2 separate regions of the Homo sapiens genome follow, and region 1 is linked to region 2. The links are chromatin loops, found by intact Hi-C in ENCODE. Cell type or tissue: PC-9. All regions are shown on one strand.

Region 1 (8,000 bases), 180 kb before region 2:
TCCATTTTCTGCTTATTCTCTACCTGCTGCTTCTGCTCTTCTTTCTCTTCTGGATCCAGACTCTGGGGGTTATTCCTGGAATAAATCTAGATCTGAGGTTGGGCTTTGCATGTTTTTGGTGCAACACCCCATCGTCTGTCCTCCTGGGTTTATTAAACCTGAACTCCACCTTCCTCCTCCCCTAACACAGTCCTCTGAAGTTGGAGTCTATCACAGCCTTCATCATGCAGGTCATTTACGGAGGTCCAGCTCTTCAAATCTCTGTGCATTTGTGGAGGTGTTCTCTAACATTTTCTCTTTGGAAGACTAAGAGCCAATATTGGACAAATTATTCATGTACTTGGGAATTTGTAGACATAGTCAAATTGAATAAGTGATTATTTTGTCATTAAAAAGAAACTATGCTCACCCCTGATTATCCACCAAGGAATGATGGGAGTTGAGGAAAGGGGTGGAAGGGCAAGTCCCACAGAGGAGTAGGTCAAAATCTCCTTGGAGAACTAGGCATACTATTTTTATGTTCATCAGAAGTATGCACTGATCAAAAAGGCTGAGAAATTGTCTTCGCACAAAGTAGACTACTTTGAAGATCTAGATGTGAGTATAATTGAGACAGGATTGGGGTGAAGGAGTCAAGCTAGTCTCAGCAATTGCAGCATAAAACAGGAGGAATGCAATAATAACAATGAGATCTTTACTGAGTCCTTACTAACTCATTTAACCTCCACAGCAACCTAGGGCAGTAGGTAAAATTGCTGTTCTCATTTTAGAGCTGTGGGTTCAGAGTGACGAGGTAATCAAAGGGCACTCAGGCAATTACTTGGGGAGCCAATACTGCAGCCCAAAGCATCTGACTCCAGCACTCACATCCTGATCATTGCCGACCATGCCTGGCCAGGTATGAAACAGAATGAGGTTTCGCTGTGATCTGGGGGGACGTGGTTTGTAAGGGTGCCTGCACCCGTGCCTGTCACAGAGCACACTTCCCATTGGGAACATCCCTGTCGACACTGCTGGCCACCATGGCGCCCTCTGGCTTCCTGCCCACAACAGGAACAGACCGTGGCCTCCTTGGTGATGGTGGATCTTACTTTGGCTATTGCATCACTGCTCACTTACCCTCATCTCACCTAACCAGTAAGTCCACATGTGGGATCCCTGTCCCTACCACACACACATCCATTCAGGACAGGAAGTGCATGATGTGACTCACGAGCAGAGGGAAAGGGAATTGCGCTCAGCTGGTAAAGGCAAAGAAAGAACAAATAGAGGCTATAGCCACCAAGAAGAAGAAGAGAAGAGAAAGGACCAAGGCTAATAAGCACTGAGATGGCCTTGCTTCTTGTTAAAATATTGAGATGTTTCCAACTGCTTGGTAAATGGCCACTGCTCCAAGCCCACCCCCTTCCTAGTGCCCTGTCACCCTATCACTGTCTTTCCCCTTTCCAGCAGTTACAGAATTCAGAATGGTTTAATTCAGAATGGTTAGGTCCTAACCACTTGAATATTTTAAGTATTACCCCAGAAGAGAACTAAAACCAAACATTTGGCAAAAGTAGATTTTATCTACCTTTCATTGCCTTACTCCAGAGCGCGATTTCTGTGGCGCACAATTCCTCTCCCTGTCAAAATGCTCTTCCCCTTGGCAGCTTTTATCCTGCAACGCGGTTGCTGAAGATTCTGCTTTCACTCCCCTTCCTTGGGAAAGGCCCAGCAGAGAGGACCTTCCAACCAAACTGCCCTTAGCCATTCAGCATGGCCTTGCTGCCTAGAAGTTCACCCTCTTGGCAACTGTGGCCTACACTGTCCCAGCACGGACCCACGGCAGAAGAGGGCCCTCATGCACTCTGCACCCCTGTCAGACTTCTGTGAAATTAATGGCTCAGATAGCAAAGAAACCCAGTTCAGCCACCAAACTACTTAAAAGGCAGTTACAATCAAGGCATAAGATGTGATAATTTGATACACATATTCATTGTGTAATAATTTTCACATTAACACATCCATGTCCCCCAGTAGTTATCGTGTGTGTGTGTGTGTGTGTGTGTGTGTGGTTAGGACATGGGCAGTCTGTCAGATTCAAAACCAAGAACAACACTTCTCCAGCATTCCTTCCTCCAGTCCCCATTCTCTGCACCCTAGAGCAAACCCGCCTCCTGTGAGTAACACAAATTAACTCTAGTGTTAGTTAGAGAATTCAGTGTTTAGGAAATGGCCTTTGAGCCTCGGACTCAGTCTAGACGTTTTTCAGCCTGTGCCTCATCTGGATACCTTGTCGTCCTGGTTTCAGTGAGACCTGGAGCCGGCTCCGCTTTCTTTCCTGCCCATGCCGTCTGCTTCATGCTCCCATACTTTTCTTATAAAACAATATTTTAAACTCTTAAATAAAATTGTAGGAAAAAAGTCATCCATAAACCTAACTCACAAAGTAATTACCTTACATTTTAGTCTATTATTTTCATGTCTGTAACCATATAAATAATTATAGCCATAGCCTTAAATTTTTCTCTCAAATATTTTATTGTTACATAATATAATTTCATATTTTTAAATTACTATTTTAATAGCTAAATATGCCATTTAGCTACTATGTCCTAATTTCCTTAACCATTTCCTTATTGTTAGATACTTTATTTTTTTTATTATTTTACAGTTACAGATCACGTTACAATCAATACTTCAATGGACTTCACTTTTTTTCCTTTCCACTGTTTTCTTAGAATAAATCCTTAGGAGTTAGAATACTGGTCTGAGTCGTATAAATATTTTTATAGCCTTTTAACTTTCCATGAGGGCTATATTTGTTTATACCACTTGCCTTATTTCATGTCTGCATTCTATTTGTATGTCTTACCCAATCTTCTTCTGTAATTTTTATATTATCCTTTCTTTTACTTAGAAAAATTGTATATTTTTATGTAATTGCATCTGTTATTTTTCTCTTCTATCTTATATTGCCTTAATTCTTAGAATGTTATCAACACTTTAAAGTTCTGCCTTTTTGCTGGCCCATCTATAATTTCCTTAATATCTTGTTCTTTGATATATTTGGGAATTTTGAATATAGTTGTATATTTATTTTTTTCCACAACACTGTATCATTAACCCAATATCATTTATGATGTTTTGCTGTTTTACAAGGTTATAGTAATCCTACACTAATCTAGGTCAATTTCTGGGCTCTCTACGCATTTGCATTCATATGTTTTTATATTTTTCATTCATATTTCTTTGTTTTCAACATGATGCTACAGTATGTTTTGATATCAGGTACAGATACTTATTCCTTGTTATTATTTTTCTAAAAACATTCTTCTGTTATACTCTGACAATCTTCACTTCCATGCTATTTGAGTAGTCTGTGCTCTTGGCCACACCCTAAGCTAAGCCAGCACCGTGATTATCCCACCTCTGAAATAATAAACTTAAATCCCACTAAACCACGTACTCATTCTCTTCACCTTCTCCACTCTTTTATTCCAAGTCACCCTGCACTTTGCACCATTGGGATCTATTACCCCAGCTCCTCACTTCACTCCTTATCACCCCGGCGGAGCAAAATGATCAATTATTTTAGGATAATTCCATCAGCATTTCACGTTTCACAATTTCTTGTCTATCCACCAAAGTTACGTCGCCCATTTCCAACTCTGGAGGCCCCTGTCTGTCCAGGCTCAGTTTCTCCCCTCAGCTGCCCGCTGCAGCCTCACAGAAATCAAGGGCCCCTGTCACATTACAGTAGTTTCTCTGGTTGCGCATGCAGGATTTGCGTCAGGGTGGTAGAAGATTGGAATTGGCAAATCCAAATATGCTGCATTCTCCAATCTACGATGTTGTTATAGTGAGTGTTAAAAATTCTGGAACAGATTTTTTGTTGTTGTTGTTGTTGTTGTTGTTTTCTTTTATTATTATACTTTAAGTTTTAGGGTACATGTGCACATTGTGCAGGTTAGTTACATATGTATACATGTGCCATGCTGGTGCGCTGCACCAACTCGTCATCTAGCATTAGGTATATCTCCCAATGCTATCCCTCCCCCCTCCCCCCACCCCACATCTGGAACATATTTTAAAACGTGTCAGTCACCAACTAGGAGACTAAAGAGTTACCCTAGGAACACTGCATGGCATGTAAGAGCAAATTTCCTTTTTTACCAGTAACATTCATTTAAATAGGAAATAGGAAACTATAGAAGGAAATATGTGTGTGTGTGCGCGCATATGCGTGTGTGTGTGGGTGGGTGGGTGGAAGGGGTAAAACGGAAACACAGGGACAGAGACAGAAACAGTTGAGAATTCCTGCCTCAAAAAACCCGATCTGCTGGAGTTTGTATACATTGTCTTTTCCAAGCTTGAAAAAAGTTCTCCACAGAAGTAATGACCCTGGACTTGCAGAAGAGAGCGCTAAAGCTCAGAAAGTAAAGTCAGCTCTCAAGAAGACTTCGCTAGTAACTAGCGAAGTAGGATCCCACCCAGATCTGCGTTCTCCACCTGCTGTCACATGATGCAGTGAGTCAAACAGTACTGTCACTGCATACCTCATTACGATGCCACGCTGACTGTCTCAGCTCCACGACAGTGGTTATTGGCCATTTTGTTCAATGACACCTAGCAATGCCTGCTTCCTACCAGTTACTTAACAATAGTTGTTGAATAAATTGCTCCGTTCACTTATATTCATGGCATATGGATGAATAAAGAGCATGCTCACCAAATATTTGGCTAGCAAGTACTCATGTATGTACAAAAGAACAGCCATGTGTCGGGCAACAGAATCAGGGTCAGAAACTCTCCTGTCGGGGCAGCGAGCAATGTGGTGGGACAGGGGCTGCCTCAAAGCCTCCTTTTGGGTTCAAAACCCACAGGAAAATGCAGCAGAAGAGTTTAGGAAGAGTACTTTCTATTTTGTTTGGAGGTTGGTTTTTTTGGTTTCTGGCTATTTTTAAAAATTAACACCTTGCATTGGTGTGGTACCTTTGTTACAACCAACAAACCAACGTTAGTACATTACTATTAGCTAACATCTGTAATTTAAATTAGGGTTTACCCTTTTGTTATATAGTTGGATAATTTGTATTGTAGAGTTTAATGAGTTTTCACATATGCCAGTATCACTCATCCATTATCATAGCATCATACAGAATATTTTCACTGACCTAACAATCCCCTGTGCTTAACCTATGTATGCTCCTCCCTGTAGCTCTCAACACCTGGAAACCACTGATCTTTTTACCATTTTTATAGTTTTTTTTTTTTCAGTGTGCTGTACATTAAGAATCATATAGTATGGAGTCTTTTCAGACTGATTTCTTTTACTTAGGCATATGCATTTAAGGTTCCTCCATGTCTTTGTGGTTTGAGAGCTCTTTTTTTTTAAACCAGTGGATAGTATTCTGTTGTCTGGATATACTGCAGTTTGCTTATTCATTCAAGTATTAAATGTTATTTTGGTTGCTCTCAATTTTTAAGTTATGAATTCAGTTTCTAGTTAGCAGAGAACACATGAGCGTCAGTCTCTGGTACTATGCTGTTTCTAGAGCTCTACAGATGTGAGCCTACCACATGCTACAGCAGGAGAGACGTCTGCACATAGTAGGCCTGCTCTTCTCTGCAGTCTTCAGACTGGCTTTCTGATGCTTTTCATGATTATTTATTGAGGAATATAGTGTTAAATTCTAAGCCCAAATATTTTCTGATAGACTGTCACATTCGGGAAAAAAATGCAACAAAGACAGTTGAAGGACTCAAAATCCTCTCCTTTGAGGAAACACGGAAGAAGAGAGAATTCAGAGATGCTGCCAACCATCTGCAGCCACCTTAATGGCAGTCACCGGAAAGAGGGCCAGCCTCGCTCTGCAGGACCATGGGGGATAGAAGTAGGAGCAATGGGTGAAAGGAACCTTGGAGCCGTTCCAGGTTTTGAGAGGACGTTGAGGATTCCCATGCATTTTGTTGCAGACATTTCCCCATCTCAATCATCAAAGAGCAGGGGAGAGTTGCCATCTGACCATCGAGTCTCAAAATATTGCAGCCCTGGTAAGTTCGTACATATATACCCACAGGAACTTGATTCAGAAACGTGTCAATCAAAAACATTTCTGAGACAATCTTGAAATTGAGTCCAGTAACCCACACAGCCCAATTCTGTTATCTCAGATGTCATCAGACGCCCTTGAAGGTGATTGAGGTTGCTTTTGTAAAGTTGGAGTTTAGAACCCTTAAGTGAGCACATCAGCTCTCGCATGGGGTATGGTGGCACCTGGAGAAGGCAGGCATTGCTTTCCTCTGGTGCTCGTGAGTTTTCATATTCAACACATTTTGTCTTCTCTCTACCTGAGTTCAGAATTCTTCCTGCAGTTCTCACCTGAAACCACAGCCATGGGTGGCCCCACAGTGCTTTTCACTGAGTGACATGAGGACCCTGTAGGTCTTCTTCCCTCTGGAGCTGAGGCATCTGGTGTACCCCCTGTTTCAAGCAGTTCTTGCCCCACGGAGGGAGACCCTCTTCTGGGGACTTAGTGCCACACAGACACCCGGCCAGGGCCCAGCGCGTACAGCAGCTCCAGGAAGAATGCTGGCTGTTTTCAGGAACTAAGCTGGTTGGGTCCTTAATTTCATGCCTGAATCTCCTTTCATTTTCTGAGAGCCAAGTTATGTGGTATTTTCCTTGATTGAAATTCTTAAAATCATCTTGGTCCAGTGCCTACCACCCACCCTCTGCCTGTTGTTTCTCAGTATTTCTATAGAAACAGACATCCAGGTGTTAAAATCCTACAGTCCTAGAAATGGCTGTTCTCACCAGAGGACGTCAGAGCCCTGTCCTTTGTTGTCCAATGCCCAGTGCAATCTCCCTGTGGCTCAAGCTGGGCTCTGGACAAGGAGATCGTTTTCCACAGGCAAGAGCAGCACCCCTGGGACACGCCTCACCTTCATGAATTCAGCCTGGGCTCCTCAGGCCAGAGTCCTAAAAGCAGTTTTGACTCAAACCTATATTTCTTTTGGCTTCAAGGAAGAACTATATAAATTTCAGTTTGGCTACGCAGGTCAGGAAAGTAAATGTCATTACAGGCCTTTATTTAAGATCAGATTTTACATTTGACACTTTTTCTGTCAGAGGAAAGTACATGGAAATATCAAGTCATGCTTATAGTGCAATCAGTTTAATTAGTTTGTACACACTAGTAAAATATCAAACATTGGCAGAGTCACATCTTATGACTGTGCCCCTTACCATGAATGCATTACATTGTTGCCATGGAGTTTCATGTTAAAACACTATTTCATCATTTCACACTCCAAAACACTATTTGTTCAGCCAGTTGTGCCAAAACAATTGAGGAAGAGAAAAGCAGGCTGCAAACACAAAGCCAACCCTTTGTGGTGAGGTGGGATCGATGGCCATTTTAATCCTGCACCATTCTGTATTTTCTTAAAATTTTCCTCAGTGACAGATTAAGGGGCCTAAGGAAAAGTTACTGTGCAAAGAACTTGAAGAGACAGAATGAATTCCAGAAATTGTCCTGATCAGAAACTGGTAAGCCCAACAATAGTCAAACTGAGAGCCAAGTCAGGAATGCAATTTCATTCACAATTGCCACAAAAAGAATAAAATACCCAGGAATACAGCTAACTAGGGAGGTGAAAGATCTCTACAATGAAGTTTACAAAACACTGCTCAAAGAAATCAGAGATGACATAAACAAATATAAAAACATTCCATGCTCTTGGATAGGAAGACTCAGTATCATTAAAAGGGCCATACTGCCCAAAGCAATTTACAGATTCAATGCTATTTCTATTAAATTACCAACGACATTCTTCACAGAACTAGCAAAACTTATTTTTAAAATTCGTATGGAACTAAAAAGCCCTAATAGCAAAGGAATTTTTTTTTAATTAAAAAGTAAACTTTAGTGTCAAAAAATGCAAACTTGGGGAGGGCAGAAAGATCACACACAAGGCTGTCACTTCACACTTGGAGGGTTGCTTCCCAGAAGGTG
Region 2 (8,000 bases):
TTACTAAAAGTTATTAAATGGATCTATGGTCTGAGCGTTTGTGTCCCCTTCAAATTCTTATGTTGAAACCTAATCCCCAATGTACTAGTATTAACAGGCAGGGCTTTGGGGGTGATCAGGCCATGACGGTGCAGCATTCATGGATGAGGCTAGTGCCTTTACAGAAGAGCCCAGGGGAGCATGCATGCCCCTCCCACTCTGGAGACTGCAGCAAGAGGTGCCATCTATGGAGGGAAGGGAGAGCCCTCACCAGACACAGAATATGCTGGAGCCTGTATCTGCAACTTCCCAGCCTCTAGAATTTCCCAGCCTCTAGAAGGAATACATTTCTGTTCTTGGTAAGCCAGCCAGTTTATGGAATGTTTGTTATAGCAGCCCAAGATGGTTGAGACAAGTGGTAGACTTATGATGGGTGAGTATATGAATTCTATCTCAGTAAAGCTGTTAAAAAGAAAAAGAAAAACAAAGCTAAAAGTTGTTTCCTTAAAAAAATTAGTGAAATCAGTAAAGTTTAGCAAGACAGATCAAGGAAGAGAAAAGGAGAAAATACAAATTACCAATATTAGGAATGAAAAGAGAAACATAACTGTGTATCCTACAGTTATTAAAAAGGTAACAAGAGTATAATATAAACAACTTTACAACCTAGAATTTGCCAATTTAGATGAAACAGATGAATAAATTCTTTGAAAAAAATTCCAAAAGTAATAGGAAAAGAAATAAAGAATCTTAGGTATTTTATGAGGCCAGAATAACTTAGATACCAAGACTTTACAAGCACCTTACAAAATACATACATGCAAAACTCTTAAATAAAAATTAGCAATCAAATATAACAATATACAAAAAATACATTATTACCAAGTAAATTTATTCTAGGAGGTTAATAGTAGCTTAATACTTGAAAGATATTCATTATAACTCACCACATGTGGTGAAATTCAAATACGACCACAAAGGCTTTAATACTCCCCCTTCAGTACTGTGGTAGAACGTAATTCCCCTGCCCTTGAGTGTGAGCTGGACTTACTGACTCCTTTGTAACTAATAGAATGAAACATAGTGATGATATCTAACTTCAGAGACCAGTTTATAAAGGACACTGTGATTTTCTCATCTCTCCCTTTCTTGGATTATAGTCAACCCTCTATATCTGTGGGTTCCTCATCCATGGATTTCATTGACTCCACATTGAAAATATTCAAAATAAATAAATAACAATGCAACAACAAAAATAATACAAATAAAACATACAGTATAACAACTATTTACATAGTGCTTACATAGTATTTGGTATTATAAATAACCTAGAGATAATTTAAAGTGTATGGAGGAGAAAGGTATATGTGTGTAGGTTATATGCGAATACTATGCCATTTTATATCAGGAACTTGAGCATCTGTGGATTTTGATATCTGCAAAGGATACTGAAACCAATACCCCACAAATACTGAAGGATGACTATACTCACCTTGAAGTAAACAAACAGCTTTACGGTAAAATATATATCACATAAGATTTGCCATTTTAACTATTTTTAAGTGTAAAATTCAGTGGCATTAATTACATCTCCACTGTCTCATTCCAAAATTCTTTCCATACCCCAAGCAGAAACTCTGTACCCATTAATCTGTTACCGATTTTAAACAATAAAAGTTTTCATTTTCTTTCATTATCTCATTGGACATAAGATATAGTCAGCAATAACTTAGTTAAAGCCTTTTCTTATATTTAAATGTAATTATAGGATACTTTTCTTGGGAAGGGAGGAATGACAATTGATTCTAACCACAGTCTAATGACTTTAACTGTTCTGGAGCTAAGTTTACCTGTCTTTAGAAGGTTTGGAACCATGGTATTAACTACATCCTCTATTTCATGAACAGCTTCCTTGGGCACAATAGTTATGTTCTACCCATTGAGATAGATACAAAACAGGGTGAGATGTGTTCAGGAAAATAAGCTTGTTATTAATACTTTTAATATAACAAATACTGTTATGGTCCAGACACCAAACTGAGCAATTTACAACGTTTACCTCATTTAATCCTCATGACACCCCTATGACATGGTTACTATTTCTATGTGCATTATTCAGAATAAGCCTGTGACATCTCAGCAATGTCACTGAGCCACACACTCACCCTCCTTTAGGTAACACCTTCACTACCTAAGGCAGGTGAAAAAGGAATCATAACCATGAGAGCTAGGTCAGGGGACAGAGTGGAATCAAGACACTAGGGTCACCCTTGTGAGAAGAGCATATAAACTATCATGCTAGGATGCTTTGACATCTGACTTGAGTTTTCTTTGTGTTGGGCACGCATCGCATAGTGTGGTGTTAAGTACGTGGGTTGACTCTGAAATAAAGCCATCTGGGTTTACATGAGAGCTATGGAATTTATTAAGTCTTAGAATTTACTAAAGCTTTTACTTACGAAGGCAAGTTAACAAACCTGTGTAAGTCTCTATTCTGAATAATGCACATAGAAATAGTAACCATGTCATAGGGGTGTCATGAGGATTAAATGAGGTAAACCTCGTAAATTGCTCAGCTTGGTGTCTGGACCATAACAGCAGTTGTTATATTAAAAGTATTAAATTAAAATGAAACATCAATAAATGTCAGTAAGTGAAGGTTTATGTGCTGCTTTTGAGATTCATAAACATGGCTGAAAAGAGAAGGGGTTTAATGAACAAGACTGTTCAAAATGTCAAGTTTACAGATTATCAAAACTGTTTCTTTAAATAGTGTTTGGATGTCAAGTTTTGGAATGGAGCAAATTAAATATTCCTTTCACAGTCTTTCTCTTCCAATTCTAAGATGCCAAGTTTCAGACAAGTGCCTGAATTCCAAGTGACATTCCAACATAGCCCTGTTATAAAGTGCCTTTATGCTCATTCTTCTATAACCTTGATTTAGTCCATTTGTTTTTTGGAGGAGGAGGGTTTCACCTTCAATAGCTACGTGCGAAGTCTAGAGACACATTCAAGTTTATGAGAAGTTTGTACTTTGCATTGTTTATGATTATTCTGACTCAAGCTGAATGGCCCATTTCTCTGTATTGCGACAGCCCGGGCAATTGCACACCTGAGCATGTCCTTGGAATGCGTGAGACACAAACATTCCAAACTGTAGGGATGCCAACTATTCCAACTATGTATCCAGAGTTCCCCACACGTATCTTAGCAAACAAGAACAAAACAACTCGATCCCATTGCTTGAACATGTTGGGCCACCTCATGTTCTCAGGCCACCATCCTCCACCTCAGGTCACGTGGTGAACATCCATAAGTAAGGATTATTCAGACTGAAGGCTAACAAGGAAATAAATAAATGACCCAGGATAAGCCATGGTATCTAGTTCAGGGTTTTTTTAGAGACAGTGGATAGAGCAGTCATTGGGTCTACTTATGACCAGGTCAATGATTTCCCGAAGTCTAAATACATCCAACAGATGTGACACAGTAGACTGCCATGGTCTTGGTAGCCAAGGAATTTGCTCCCAAGTGGAAGAGAAGGGAGCAGTGGTGGTTCTTGATATCCTGTGGGCATTCTCAGCCCAGAAAAGGGAGGCTCTTATGAACCTTCTGAGGAATAATACATTCTTTTAAACACAGAAGAATCTAGCAGAAGCTTATACAGGGAGAGGACTGCAAGTGTGAACCAAGACCTAGCACCTGGCAGGCCAGTCAAATAACCTGGCCATACTTGGTGGTGGGGAGAAAGGAAGCCGGCCCAGTGTTCCTACAAGCACTGCCCAGCTCGATTCCCAGGCCTGTGGCAAAGCACCACATGCGGTCTTCATTTCACTCTGGAAGCTGTCAGTACAGCCCAGGTGTTTCTGCTGCAGGCTCGAAAGGGCTGAAACTGCCGGTGGCCATTTGGGGTTGGGGTTGAGAGACAGGGACTGACAATTGCAAAGCCTTGAAATACAACCGCTACTAATCACAAGGAATGAAAGTATTGCCATGTTGACTATGCAACATTTAGTAACAATAGTACATTTTAAAATTAGTGTTTGCTTAATTGTTGCTCAATTACATTGATGCTGCTATCCCCAAATGCCAAACTATTTCCACTTTTCTGTTGCAGAAAAAAGAACATCACCTCTATAGTTATAACCTTGACATAGAAAATAAGTATATATTTTGTTTTTGTATTTATGCTAACTTTGAATATGTTTTATGTTGCATAAACTCCACAGTTATTATTTTAAGTTCTGCATTTTAAAATTTATTTCCATTTTTATCTTATGGTAGAATATTAAGGTTGATGCCAATAATTTGCTATTATATGTAAATACACAATGATCATCTTCTTACTTTTAGATAAAGTCACAGTAGTAGGATCCTGATCAAAGGTATTTTTACTTGTCAGTATGTTTTTCTGTCAGTTTTCACAGGACAGATGCTGCAAACGTGGCTTCAGTAACACTGCATTCATTACGTCAGGTATGTCACAGGGGGACACCTCCTTCACTGCTGACACCTCATTAATCGTAAAAGGTATCTTATCAGTCTTCTAAATATAATTTCATTCACACATCACAATGTTAATCATCATTTGATGTTTGCATATTAAAAATATTTCCTACTATGCAAATTTTCTGTACTTAAACTTGAAGCTCTCATTCAATTCTCATTGGTTTGAATAACAAATACATTTTCCTGTATAAGCCAAAAATATTTTCCAAGTTATTTGTTTTTCCTTTTGATAGGTATTTTTCATATATGTTTAATGATTTGTATAGTCTCATGACTGGGAGTCACTGGGAGATCTTACCTCTTGCAGCACCCACGCTCCCATACTTGACACAGTCCTAAAACTAATGACAGCATCATCTCACTTACACGCGGGATGTAGCAAGGGTGGATTCACGTGCATGGAGAGCAGAACGGAGGTGACCAGAGGCTGCAGGGAGAGGCTGGGGAGGTGTTGGTCAAAAGATACAAATTTCAGTTAGACACGGGGAGTAAGGTCAGGAGATCCATTGTACAACATGATGACTATAGTTCCCAACAATGTATTATATTCCTGAATATTGCTACAAGAGTAAGTTTCAAGCATTTTCACCACAAAACGATACGTTTTTGAGGTAATTCCCATGTTAATTAGTTTGATTTCACCATTCCACAACATACACACATTTCAAAACATGCTGTATGTTATAAATACATACAATTTTTGTCACTTAAAAAATAGTATAAAAGAAGCCACTAAGAGAAAAAAAAACTCATGACAAATGACTAATATGATGAATCATTTGAGGAATATTGGTGAAATAAGATTAAGAGAAGATTACACTGAAGAAGGAAAGACCCACAATCCCTCTAGAGGAAGGACAGTCACCAAGAGGAGCTAGTGGGGTGGCGGCGCTGTCAGGACCGCCAGGGCCACACGTGGAAGGAGGGGACATGAGGGGCTGCTAGAGCTCACCCTTCTCATCCCTGCACTTGTCGCCCAGGAGGATGGGCTCAGGGGCAGGATCCTCCCATCAGCCTGCTGAGGGTGGGGTGTGGAGGTGTGAAACTCAAGTGTGTACAAGAGGTTACATTTGTATAAAAGCTTGTTTCCGTCTTTTTTTCTGATTAGATTTTTTCTTTCTAAACTGAGCTATCATTGACCTGGTTGTGTAAATTCAGTGAATGTCAATTTCCCCTCCAAGCCAATCTCTATCAGGTTTTCGGTCCTTACTCAGTGTGGTGTGGAAAGCAGGCATCATGTGAACCACTTATTGGTAGACGCTAAATGAATCTGGCACACTCTGAAGCATGACATTAGAAGACATACAAATGTCTTCTTGCCTGTAGTAGTGAAGAAGATATTGATGCTGAAGATGCATGTGAAAAGACTGAATAAATTTTTTAACTAAAAATGAAAGCATCAAAGATATCCTGCAATAGAGTCATAGTTCTGAGAAAAATTTAATGTATTCTGTAACTAAAAAACCCTGAAGTGCAAGAGAGGCAAACTATGTTGAAAAGAGTAAATACTTTTTTCCTTAAATAGGCTTACTATAAATTATAGGAAAAAACTTTTAAATATTTTTCTGAGGTTTATTCTGCATATTATTAAAAGACATAGAACATCTACAAAACGTGTAAGCAATATTAACGACGAAGCTACAACATACACAGCTCCACTGGTATGGAGAGCCAGATGCTCCGGTCCACACTCACACTCTGAGCAACGCTGCTCCTCTGGAGACTCCTCAGCAGGAGGGACGGCCGCTGGTGCGCTGGGGAAGGAGCCAGAGGCAGATGAAGGGCAAAGGAGATGGGCGGGACTGCCCTGAGGGTGGGCACCCAGTTTCAGGGCAATCAGGACACTGAGCACAGGGCGACAGAGACAGGGGAGTGGGCTCCGGACAAAGTCAGGCTCTCTAGGTGGGTAGCAGAGTCCCTGAACTAATTTCCTGTTGCTGCTACAACAACTAACTACAAATTTGGGCCTCAAAACAGCACACGTTTATCACCTTACAGTCCCAGAGGTCAGAAATCCAAAACAAGTCTCACTATGCTGAAATCAAGGTGTCACCAGGGCTGCACTCCTTCTGGAGGCTCTGGGCAAGAGTCCTTTGTCTCATCTCTGCCAGCTTCTGGAGGAAAGCCACCGTCACGCCCTGGCTCACGGCCCCTTTTTCCAGTCAGCAGTGTCAGGCTGCATCTTCCTCATGCGGCCATCTCCCATCCTTCTGAATCTCTTGTCCACTTCTACAGATCCCTGTGATTACATGGGACCCACCTAGATTATACAAATATTTTCAGCATCTGTAAGTTAATCATGGGGGCAAAGTCCCTTTTAAAATGTAAAGTTAATGCATTCATAGGTACGGGAGATCAGAGTGTGGAAAATATTTGGAGGGGGTCAGTATTCTGCCTGCCGTAGCCCCTATACCTGTGATACTCCCAGGGCTTGATCAAGGCAGATGCACAACCTCTCTGGACAAACACATCCTCCGTAGAGGCCTGCAGGATTCACACACATGAAGATCAAGCAGCAAGCCCACAACCAACACCAACAAAGCCCGAGGAGGCGAGCCACGAGAGAGGTGCAGTAGCAGGCACAGACGGCAGACTCTCACCCTGCAGGAAGTGGGCATAGATGATCAGGAATGAGCATGAAGATATTAGAAAGATCAAAGACACACACAGAGAGAAAGAGAGAGAGAGTGAGAGACAGACACAGAGAGAGACAGAGAGAAAATGAATGAAGGAGAGGCAATATTTGAAAAGGAAATGGGTGAGAATTTTCAGAAATTATGGAAAAATATACAGATTCATGATGCAAAACATATATTAAACTGAAAAATAAAAGTAAAATGTACAGGACACGTCTTCTACCCTGCCTCACATCTTCTTGGCTACTGTTTACTATAATAATTGCTGCAGCAACCATCTTTCTGCAGGGACAGCTGGCAGCATCATGCCTCAGCTGCAACTCATATACCTTGCTTTTTGTCCGGTACTTCTCTGATGTATATGGGAACCTGATAGGCACCCACACATGCACCAAACCTGAAAATTCAAGGAGGTAAGCATTTAATAGAATAATCCTGACCACTGGGGAACAGAAACTGGTGGATAAATGCTCCCTCCCCTAGTGCATGCCCACACAGCCAATTCTGAAGCACATTCTAAAAAGCACTCAGAACGTCCCAGAGGGCTTGAGCCCCAAGTTTCCACAAAAGTGATTAGATCAATAACGTACCCTTGCATTGGGTCTCCCTACATCCTTATTCTATTTTTCCAATCTCATTTTTCCTCTCCCTGGCCTCTATTTCCCCAAAATAAACTACCTGCCTTCAAGACTGTGTGTCAGTTAGGCTCTGATTTCTGGGGGGAATCAGAACTAATTTTAAAAAGTGAATTTCCATATATGTTGGAGAATAACTGCAAAATACCAAATATAATAGAAAGTCTTAAAACTGTTCAGAGAGAAAGAAAGAAACACCTAAAAAGAAATTATTGTAAGACTGATAGTAGACTTCTCAACA

The links. Peaks named below come from ENCODE experiments on the same cell type or tissue, not always from the same donor. Only the 100,000 strongest peaks of a DNase experiment are listed, where the experiment ranks them.
Region 1: a loop joins it to region 2, with 6 times the contacts of the local background. A loop is called at or near these places in 3 of 110 quality-filtered maps.

Annotation. Positions count from the first base shown.
Region 1 is chr7:54,784,353-54,792,352 of GRCh38, forward strand. The region is part of intron 2 of SEC61G-DT (SEC61G divergent transcript); the gene reads left to right. Among named protein-coding and RNA genes, the nearest start is that of SEC61G-DT, 29 kb to the left of the region's middle. RefSeq lists a silencer at 4,059-4,736. In PC-9, CTCF peaks have their summits at 4,393 and 4,592; DNase peaks (open chromatin) are centred at 1,169 and 4,479; H3K27ac peaks cover 1,505 bases.
Region 2 is chr7:54,964,432-54,972,431 of GRCh38, forward strand. No RefSeq gene overlaps it. Among named protein-coding and RNA genes, the nearest start is that of EGFR, 51 kb to the right of the region's middle. In PC-9, no CTCF peak of the experiment used is centred here; DNase peaks (open chromatin) are centred at 3,170, 4,994 and 5,280; H3K4me3 peaks cover 1,477 bases; H3K27ac peaks cover 4,460 bases.